Regions from separate parts of the Homo sapiens genome. Here region 2 is linked to region 1. A link is a contact called in ENCODE Hi-C or POLR2A ChIA-PET data. All regions are on one chromosome and are shown on one strand. Each heading gives the region's core, a stretch centred on a gene start or an enhancer-like site at or near the end of the contact. The rest is flanking DNA. Distances are from core to core; before and after follow the strand shown.

Region 1 (4,807 bases), core at 1,458-3,957:
CACACATTTGTCGCATGTAGTTGTAGTTTGTTCATTCTTGTTGTGCTGTTCCATTGAGTGAAATAACCTAGTTTATCCATTCTATTGCATGTGGAGATAGAGATTGTCTCCAATGGCCGGGCGCGGTGGCTCACGCCTGTAATCCCAGCATTCTGGGAGGCCGAGGTGGGTGGATCACTTGAGGCCAGGCGTTCGAGACCAGCCTGGCCAACATGGTGAAACCCCGTCTCCACTAAAAATACAAAAATTAGCCGGGCATGATGGTGCATGCTTGTAATCCCAGCTACTCAGGAGGCTGAGGCAGGTGGATGACTTGAACCCGGGAGGTGGAGGTTGCGGTGAGCCGAGATAGTGCCACTGCACTCCAGCCCAGGTGACAGAGCTAGACTCTCTCTCAAAAAACAAACAAACAAAAAATATGATTGTCTCTTTTTGACTTACAAATGTTATATATTTTAATAAAAATATATTAAAATACATTATAATATATTAAAATATATTATAATAAAAATAATATTAATATTAATATTTGACTTACAAATATAAATAGTATATGATTATGGTCAGTTTTAATACGGCCAAACAATTTTCTAAAGTCATACCATTGTTTCATACTGCTTTCAAAAATGTTCTTTTGTTTTCCCTTATATTTAGCAAAATATTTTGTTGAGGACTCCAACTCATTTCATCTACAAACAAAAGTTTAAAAATCTATGCTTAGACCAAAGGGATGGAAAAAGAACAGCAAAGACACAGGAAACCTGAGGGAGGAGGAAACTGGGACAGATTCAGGACTGTTTGGCCAGCCAGTTCTTCCTGTAAGATATTCTCTTTCAAGAGCTAAGCTTTGGGGGTTCTAATTCTGTTTTAATAAAACACAGTGTTCCTTTACATAGTTGAACTGAATTGTTTTCCAACAAATATGAATTAAATTGCCTCATTATTTATTTAGGTTAAACAATTAAACTGTAAGCTTAAGAGGAAAGGGACCTTGTACATTCTTCAACATTATAGCCTCAGACATAACAGATGCTCAATAAATGTTTGGATAAATGAATGAATAAATAAATGAATCAGTTTCCTAAAACTTAGCAACTATCTATCATGACCTGATGTAGCATAGTTGGTTCATTATGCTGTGTCTCAAATTCAATGATCCAGGCCTTTCTCCTGAGTCTACCCCAAATACCATGAGACTATATTGGAGCTCTCTTGGGATTATACATGGAGGATCAATAGGCTGGACAACCCCACTCCCTCAGACAGTCAGCCTGGCACTGCCCTTATAGAGATCCTGGTCAAACAGTAGACATAGGCCAAGCACGGTGGCTCAAGCCTGTAATCCCAGCACTTTGGGAGGCCGAGTTGGGAGGATCACTTGAGGCCAGGAGTTTGAGACCAGCCTGGGCAACATGGTGAGACCTCATTTCCATTAAAAATAAAAAATTTAGCCATGCATGGTGTCATGCACCTGCACTTCCCAGCTATTCATGAGGCTGAAGCGGGATGATTTCTTGAGCCTGAGAAGTCAAGGCTACAGTAAGCTGTGATTAGCCTGGGCGACAGAGCGAGACCCTGTCTCAAAAAAAAAAAAAAAAAAGAGATAATTTATGAAAGAATATGTACACACACTCAGAATGATGCATGTGGCTTAACTGTTTACAAGTGTGAATAAATGGCTCATTTACATAGAGTATCACATTTAATCCTCTCAAAGCCCTAAGGGGCTTGTTATTATAATCTTCATTTTATAAATGAGGCAGTTCAGAGAAATGAGGTGAGTTGTTAAAGGTCACAACCAGTAATTGTTAAAGCCTCAATTTAAACTTAGGTCTGTCTAGAGCCTGAGATTTTAAGAATTATGTGTGCATAAATAATTTAAAAATTAAATTTTCTTTGGCTCTCAAGGACATGTATTTTTGCATCTGATTTCAATTAAGCTAAATACATTTGGTGCCGACTAGGTACCGAAGACATTTATATAACTTAAGATAATATCACAATGTATTTACCTTCTCTAAGCACTCCTTCAGCTTCCCTGATTAGGAGGCGGCTGGGCCTTGAAAGAAAACTTCCTTTCTGATGTACGGAACAGAGGACTAGGAGCCTGCGTGAGTAGGTCTTAGGGTGAAGGAAGCCTTTTCAGAAGGGGAGATGAGGGAGAGAGGAAAATGAATTGGCAGGAAAAAGGCAGAAAAGGTATATTTCAAGAGGGAAGTCTGAAAATTATTTCCATCAGAGCTTTCTGTGACTTGTTTTAATGATAGCCATCCAGGCTTTTTATTTTATTTATTTATTTTATTTTATTTTGAGATGGAGTCTCACTCTGTTGCCCAGGCTGGAGTAGAATGGCGCGATCTCAGCTCACTGCAACCTCCGCCTCCTGGGTTCAAGCGATTCTCCTGCCTCAGTCTCCTGAGTAGCTGGGACTACAGGCGCCCACTACCACACCCGGCTAATTTTTGTGGTTTTTTTAGTAGAGACAGGGTTTCACTATATTGGCCAGGCTGGTCTCAAACTCCTGAACTTGTGATCCACCCATCTCGGCCTCCCAAAGTGCTGCGATTACAGGCATGAGCCACCGCGCCTGGCCAGCCATCCAGTTCTTGAAGGCCAAAGAAAGCATAATAAACCTGAAGATTCTTGGCAGATCCTGGCATTGCTGGACTGCAGGGTGCATAAACACCCTGGGTGACAGATGACGTGGCCGGCCATCTCAGGCCCATCCCTGTGCACTGGGTCTGGACGGTGCCAGCTCCTTGGCAACACTGCAGGCTGTTATGACCCTGTGCCAGGGCGGGGGAGGGGCCGAGCACCAGGTGACGTGGCAACACCGCAGTCAAAGGAAAGCCATGCTAAGAGGCCACTGCCCCGCAGTCCTGTGACAGGCAAGGGGAATGCAGGAATATTGGGGAAGAGGGGAGGGGTGGAGGGGAAGGATCATTGTTGCACGGCTCTAGCAAGAAAGAAAATCTAAAATTCTGCTTCATGGCTCAGCTCCCAGCACAGCTAATGCTTGGAATGGACCAGTTGCCTGGACAGTTTCAATTATTTGTCATAAGCAGCTCAGGCCTTGGTGTGCAGATTTCCTTTGCCCCTCAGTTTCAGATAGCCCACTGTGGCCCCTGCTCATGATTCAGACTGAAATAGCTGCCTGTTTTGCATGCCAGTTAAGCCTGCATTTCAGTTCTTGTTTCTTTGAAAGGACCTGTCAGGGAAGCAGTATGAAATGTCAGGTTCCGGTTTGGTATTCCCCCTCTACCTTCAACCTTGTAGCTTGACTTTTGTGGGATTCCCACTCATGCTCAGAGTCCCCTCATGCGAATAGGCTTATCTAATTCACAAGTAGCTCGGTGATGTGATGATGCCTGGCCCTGTGAAATCATATTTTTTCACCTTACATCACCTTCCATGGACTGGCTGGAATTCAGATTAGTTAGCCATCCCATTCTTGCTTGGACATGCTTATTAAAGATAGAGGATATTGGCCAGGCGCAGTGGCTCATGCCTGTAACCCCAGCCCTTTAGGAGGCTGAGGCAGGTGAATCATCCAAGGTCAGGAGTTCAAGACCAGCCTGGCCAACGTGGTGAAACTCCGTCTCTACTAAAAATACAAAAAATTAGCCGGGTGTGGTGGCACGCACCTGTATTCCCAGCTACTCGGGAGGCTGAGGCAGGAGAATTGCTTGAACCCAGGAGGCAGAGGTTGCAGGGAGCCGAGATCGTGCCACTGCCCTCCAGCCTGGGCAACAGAGTGGGACTCCATCTCAAAAAAAAAAAAAGGCATTATCAATTATCAAGGAATTATCAATTTCTTCCTACAAAATAACTGAGGAGTCCTACATAGATCTTTACAATTGTCTGTGTAGAAGTTCAAACTCCTGAAAGTTGGCTAGTCCTTGTTCATATCTACCCCATACCTGTGTTAATACCGTTTACATTTACTCTTTCAGACACAGGGGAACAAGGTCCTGAGCAAAGGAGGACTTGGTATGAACAAGTGGGTTTGGTGCCGCCATTGCTTCTGGCTTGGGTCTCTGCAACTTTGGTGGAGCTTCCAAGAGCTCCATGTGGGGACGGAGCATTAGATGGTTGACAACATCTGTGGTCTGCAGGAGCCACTATGCGGAGGGCCCAGGGAAGAATTTGCCATTTTCAATGAAAAACACGTGGCAGTTACTAATTATGATGACTTTGTACTGGGATCGGGATCTGCGGCACCCTTCTTTAAAGTAAAACACCAACTGCTTAAGAAATAAGAATGTTTTAGTTTATCCATTGAACAGACATGAAGAGTGTTTCAAGAGATGCAATCCCTTTGAAAAATGGATCAAACTCTTGAACTCATGTAGCATACTAGATATGTTTGTGAATAAACTCATGACATGAAAAATCAGTCAATCAATTTAGCCTTGGACATAAATAGATAATGGCTTCTCATTCCCCGTTTACAGTGGCCCCTCCTTCTCTTGTCTTTTCCAAATACAAGACCGCTTAGATCTTTATCATCATCCTGAGGAGCTGATATTCAAGATTATATGTAAGACATGGGGAACTTGAACTCAGAGGGGTTTTTTTGTGTTTGTGTGTGTGTGTGTGTGTGTGTGTGTGTGTGTGTGTGTGTGACAAGGTCTCACTGCTGCCCAGACTGAGTGCTGTGGCACAGTCACAGCTCACTGTAGCATCAACCTCCTGGGCTCAAGCGATCCTCCTACCTCAGCCTCCTGAGTAGCTGGGACCACAGGTATGCACCAGTATGCTCGGCTAATATTTTTATATTTTGTAGAGACAGGGCTTTGCCATGTTG
Region 2 (4,807 bases), core at 1,395-3,894, 100 kb before region 1:
GCAGGCATCTGTAATCCCAGCTACTCAGGAGGCTGAGGCAGGAGACTCACTTGAACCCGGGAGGTGGAGGTGCAGTGAGCCGAGATCGTGCCACTGCACTCCAGCCTGGGCAACAAGAGCAAGACTCTGTCTCAAAAAAAAAGGAATGACTGAACCTCCTGAGAATGAAGCCCAGTAGGTTTCATTTTACCCAGCCCCTATTCAAAATGGAGTCTAGGCCAGGCGTGCTGGCTCACACCTGTAATCCCAGCACTTTGGGAGGCTGAGGCAGGCGGATCACAAGGTAAGGAGTTTGAGACCAGCCTGGCCAATATGGTGAAACCCCGTCTCTACTAAGAAATACAAAAATTAGCCAGACATGGTGGTGCACACCTGTATTCCCAGCTACTCAGGAAGCTGAGGCAGGAGAATTGCTGGAACCCAGGAGGCAGAGGTTGCAGTGAGCCAAGATCACACCACTGGACTCCAGCCTGGGCAACAGAGTGAGACTCCATCTCAAGAACAAAAAAACAACAAAAAAACCTCAAATGGAATCTAAAGTTCAAACGCCTCTGACATCTTAGGAAGCCGAAGCAGGAGGATCACTTGAGCCCAGGAGTTTGAGAAAAGCCTGGACAACATAGTGAGACACTGTCTCTATAAAAAAAAATTTTTTAATTGGCCAACCATGGTGTTGCACACTGGTAATCCCAGCTACTCAGGAGGCTGAGGCGGGAGGACCACTTGAGCCCAGCAGGTTGAGGCTGCAGTGAGCTATGACTGCACCATTGCACTCTAGCCTGGGCGACAGAGCAAGACCTCATCTCTCTAAAAAAGAGAAAATAAATAAATAGTATTTGCTTTATTTACAACTGTTTATTTGTCATTTTGGGTTATTTTATTAAAAAATGGTACCTCAAATTGTATTAGTCTCAGGGCCTTGTGAACCCAAAAGTATCTGAGACAGGTCTCAATCGATTTTGAAAGTTTATTTTGCTGCTGGGCGTGGTGGCTCACGCCTGTAATCCCAGCACTTTGGGAGGCCGAGGTGGGCAGATTACAAGGTCAAGAGATTGAGACCATCCTGGCCAACATGGTGAAACCTCGTCTCTACTAAAAATACAAAAAATAAACTGGGCGTGGTGGTGCGTGCCTGTAGTCCCAGCTTCTCAGGAGGCTGAGGCAGGAGAATTGCTTGAACCCAGGAGGCAGAGGTTGCAGTGAGCTGAGATCACACCACTGCACTCCAGCCTGGTGACAGAGCAAGACTTCGTCTGAAAAAAAAAAAAAAGTTTATTTTGCAAAGGTTAAGCAGGGCCCATGGCACAGTCTCAGGAGGCCCTGATGACATGTGCCCAGGGTGGTCAGAATACAGCTGAAGTGGGCGGATCACCTGAGGTCAGGAGTCCAAGACCAGCCTGACCAACATGGAGAAACCCTGTCTCTACTAAAAATACAAAATTAGCCGGGCATGGTGACACATGCCTGTAATCCCAGCTACTCAGGAGGCTGAGGCAGAAGAATCGCTTGAACCCAGGAGGCAGAGGTTGTGGTGAGCCGAGATCACACCATTGCACTCCAGCCTGGGCAACAACAGCAAAACTCTGTCTCCAAAAAAAAAAAAAAAAAAAAAAAAAAAAACAGTTATCAGTAAAAAAGGAATGTCTGGGTTATGATAAGTGGATGTGGAGATCAAGGTTTTATCATGTAAATGAAGCCTCCATGTAGCAGGCTTCAGAGAGAATAGATTGTAAATGTTTCTTATCAGAGGTAAGGTTTGTGTTGATGTTGATGCTGGAGGGATAATGAGGCATGTCCAACCTCCTTTTCTATCATGGCCTGAACTAGTTTTTCAGGTTAACTTTGGAATGTCTTTGGCCAAGAGGAGGGGTCCATTCAGATGATTAGGGGGGCCTTAGAATTTTATTTTTTATTTACAGCCCCCAAACCCACATCTGCCCCTGCACACAGTGACTGCCCCCGTTACCCTGGGGAATGGCTGCAGATCCCTCTGTGCATATGGGGTGGGAGGGTGAGGGCGTGGGGAAGAGTCACAGGTTACCTGTGGCACATTGCAGGGTCCTTCCCAAAGGGGCCTGGCCTGTCTCAGGCCACAGGCCCTGGATCCCTGCACTAGCTTAGCTCTGAGGCCTGTGTAAAAGGTTGTGAAACCACACTGCAGTGACTTGATTTTCAGGGTTGCCCCATCTTTTGGCTTCCCTGGGCTGCTCTGGAAGAAGAATTGCCTTGGGCTGCACATAAAATACACTAACGATAGCTGATGAGCTAAAAAAAAAAAAAAAATCACAAAAAAATCTCATGATGTTTTAAGAAAGTTTGAGAATTTGCATTGGGCCGCATTCAAGGCTGTCTCGGGACACATGCACTCTGTGGGCTGTGGGTTGGACAAGCTTGATTTAGGTTTTGTTCCACCAGACTGGAGTGTTTCATCCTGCCTGTGTCTAGCAGCATGTTAGAAGGCTGCATTCTCTTAGCAGAGACCCTGTGATTGAGACAGAGCAGGATTCCTCCTTAGAGGCCTGTGGCTGCTCCCCCGACCACCCCAGCATGGAAATAAAACAAAAACCTTGAGTTCCTTCCTTCAAGGGAAATTCCAGGCACCTAGCTGACCTTGAGAAGTAAATGAGCAACTTGATAAGCCAGAAAGTGTGAAAGGAAGAATAAAATCTTGGGAGCCCAAATTCACTATGCCAAAAAGGAAAAGTTAAGTGTGGAAGCTGAGTCACGGGAGGGGGCGGGAACAAGTGCCTTTCCTTTTGTTTCTAAACTGATAGCTGCAGATGGAAGGCCACAGGTGGCCTCCTTCACCCTGACAATGTAAATTAACAGCTTATCTTTGCAGGCGGGGGATGAGGGTAGGTAAGGGACAAGAGGAGACTAGAAATCATCGTCCCCACCCACTCCAAGATAAATGCATATTTGACTGTTTCCTGTACTCTGTTTATTTTGTCTTATGTAAAGTGCCAATTTACCATGTGAGATGAATACAGAATTGACTGTTCCTTTTACCCCCCGCCCCCACCCCCTTTTTTTTTTTTCTTTTTTTGAGACGGAGTCTTGTTCTGTCACCCAGGCTGGAGTGCAGTGGTGTGATCTTGGCTCACTGCAACTTCTGCCTCCCGGGTTCAAGCGATTCTCCTGCCTCAGCCTCCCCAGTAGCTGGGATTACAGGCGTGCATCACCACGCCTGGCTAATTTTTGTATTTTTATTAGAGATGGGGTTTCGCCTTGTTGGCCAGGCTGGTCTCAAACTCCTGACCTCAGGTGATCCTCCCACCTCGGCCTCCCAAAGTGCTGGGATTACAGGCGTGAGCCACCGTGCCCGGCCTTCTACTCCCTTTTTTTCCTGTGCAACATGTGGATTCAGTGAGCTTAAACAAAGCCGCAAAACAAAGTGACCATATCCTCCCTCTTTTTTTTTTTTTTAATGTTCCCTTTCCCCTCCTGCCTGCTTTTTCCCCTTTACTTTTTATTTTTATTTTTTGAGATGGCGTCTCTCTCTGTCACCCAGGCTGGAGTGCAATAGCGTGATCTTGGCTCACTGCAACCTCCGCCTCCCAGGTTCAAGCGATTCTCCTGCCTCAGCTTCCTGAGTAGCTGGGATTACAGGTGCATGCCACCACACTCGGCTAATTTTTGTATTTTTAGTAGAGACAGGGTTTCACCATGTTGGTCAGGCTAGTCTCAAACTCCTGACTTTGTGATCCAGCTGCCTCGGCCTCCCAAAGTGCTGGGATTACAGGCCTGAGCCACTGTGCCCGGCCACTTTCATGCACGTCCGTGTAAAGAGACCACCAAACAGGCTTTGTGTGAGCAATAAAGCTTTTAATCACTTGGGTGCAGGCAGGCTGAGTCCAAAAAGAGAGTCAGTGAAGAGAGATAGGGGTGGGGCCATTTTATAAGATTTGGGTAGATAAAGGAAAATTACAGTCAAAGGGGGTTGTTCTCTGGCAGGCAGGAGTGGGGGTCACAAGGTGCTCAGTGGGGGAGCTTTTGAGCCAGGATGAGCCAGGAGAAGGAATTTCACAAGACAATGTCATCAGTTAAGGCAGGAACGGGCCATTTTCACTTCTTTTGTGGTGGATTGTCATCAGTTAAGGCAGCAACCAGCCATCTGGATGTGTACGTGCAGGTCACAGGGGATATGATGGCTTAGCTTGGGCCCAGAGGGCTGACATTCCTGTCTTCTTATATTAATAAGAAAAATAAAATGAAATAGTGGTAAAGTGTTGGGATGGCGAAAATTTTGGGGGATGGTATGGAGAGATAATGGGGGATGTTTCTCAGGGCTGCTTCGAGCGGGATTAGGGGTGGCGTGGGAACCTAGAGTGGGAGAGATTAAGCTGAAGGAAGATTTTGTGGTAAGGGGTGATATTGTGGGGTTGTTAGAAGAAACATTTGTCATTTAGAATTATTGGTGATGGCCTGGATACAGTTTTGTATGAATTGAAAAACTAAATGGAATAAGAGAAGGAGAAAAACAGGTATAAAAGGTCTAAGAATTGGGACGACTCAGGACATCTGATTAGAGAGTGCCTAAGGAGATTCAGCATAGTCCTGCCAGCAAAGATTATTTATTTACTTCAAGAGGTAAGAGTGGCAGTTTGGGGATAGCACCAGGAGATATCAGCTGTGATGGCTTAGAGAAACAGTGTAAACCGGCAGTGTAAACAAGAGCAGAGCATGTATGAGTAGTTGAGAACGGTGAATAGGAGTATGACTAGACAGAAGATAGTAGGGATGACAAGTTTTTTTGGGGGCACGGTGGAAGTTGGTCTGATGTCTGGAATGAGACTGGGGCCTAATA

Evidence for each region. Hi-C counts contacts between places; a loop is a spot of excess contacts on that map. ChIA-PET counts read pairs that join two places held with the same protein, here RNA polymerase II (POLR2A). Pooled maps may share reads with other maps.
Region 2: a pooled map shows a loop between it and region 1 (2.7-fold over the local background). The contact joins two enhancer-like sites. A Hi-C loop is called at or near these places in 2 of 50 pooled maps. POLR2A ChIA-PET finds 5 or more read pairs at or near these places in 5 of 52 experiments (B cell, H1, activated T-cell and 1 more).

The regions. Positions count from the first base shown.
Region 1 is chr11:118,817,829-118,822,635 of GRCh38, forward strand. It overlaps the pseudogene COX7CP3. Among named protein-coding and RNA genes, the nearest start is that of DDX6, 29 kb to the left of the region's middle. RefSeq lists an enhancer at 3,233-3,312. Within about 2 kb of position 2,708, at least 22 of the 41 ENCODE cell types and tissues checked have a DNase peak (open chromatin) inside an H3K27ac peak, as active enhancers do.
Region 2 is chr11:118,713,266-118,718,072 of GRCh38, forward strand. All of the region lies in intron 2 of LOC124902766 (endogenous retrovirus group K member 7 Env polyprotein-like), which reads right to left. Among named protein-coding and RNA genes, the nearest start is that of TREH, 36 kb to the left of the region's middle. RefSeq lists enhancers at 2,331-3,136, 3,137-3,944, 3,945-4,750. Within about 2 kb of position 2,645, at least 6 of the 41 ENCODE cell types and tissues checked have a DNase peak (open chromatin) inside an H3K27ac peak, as active enhancers do.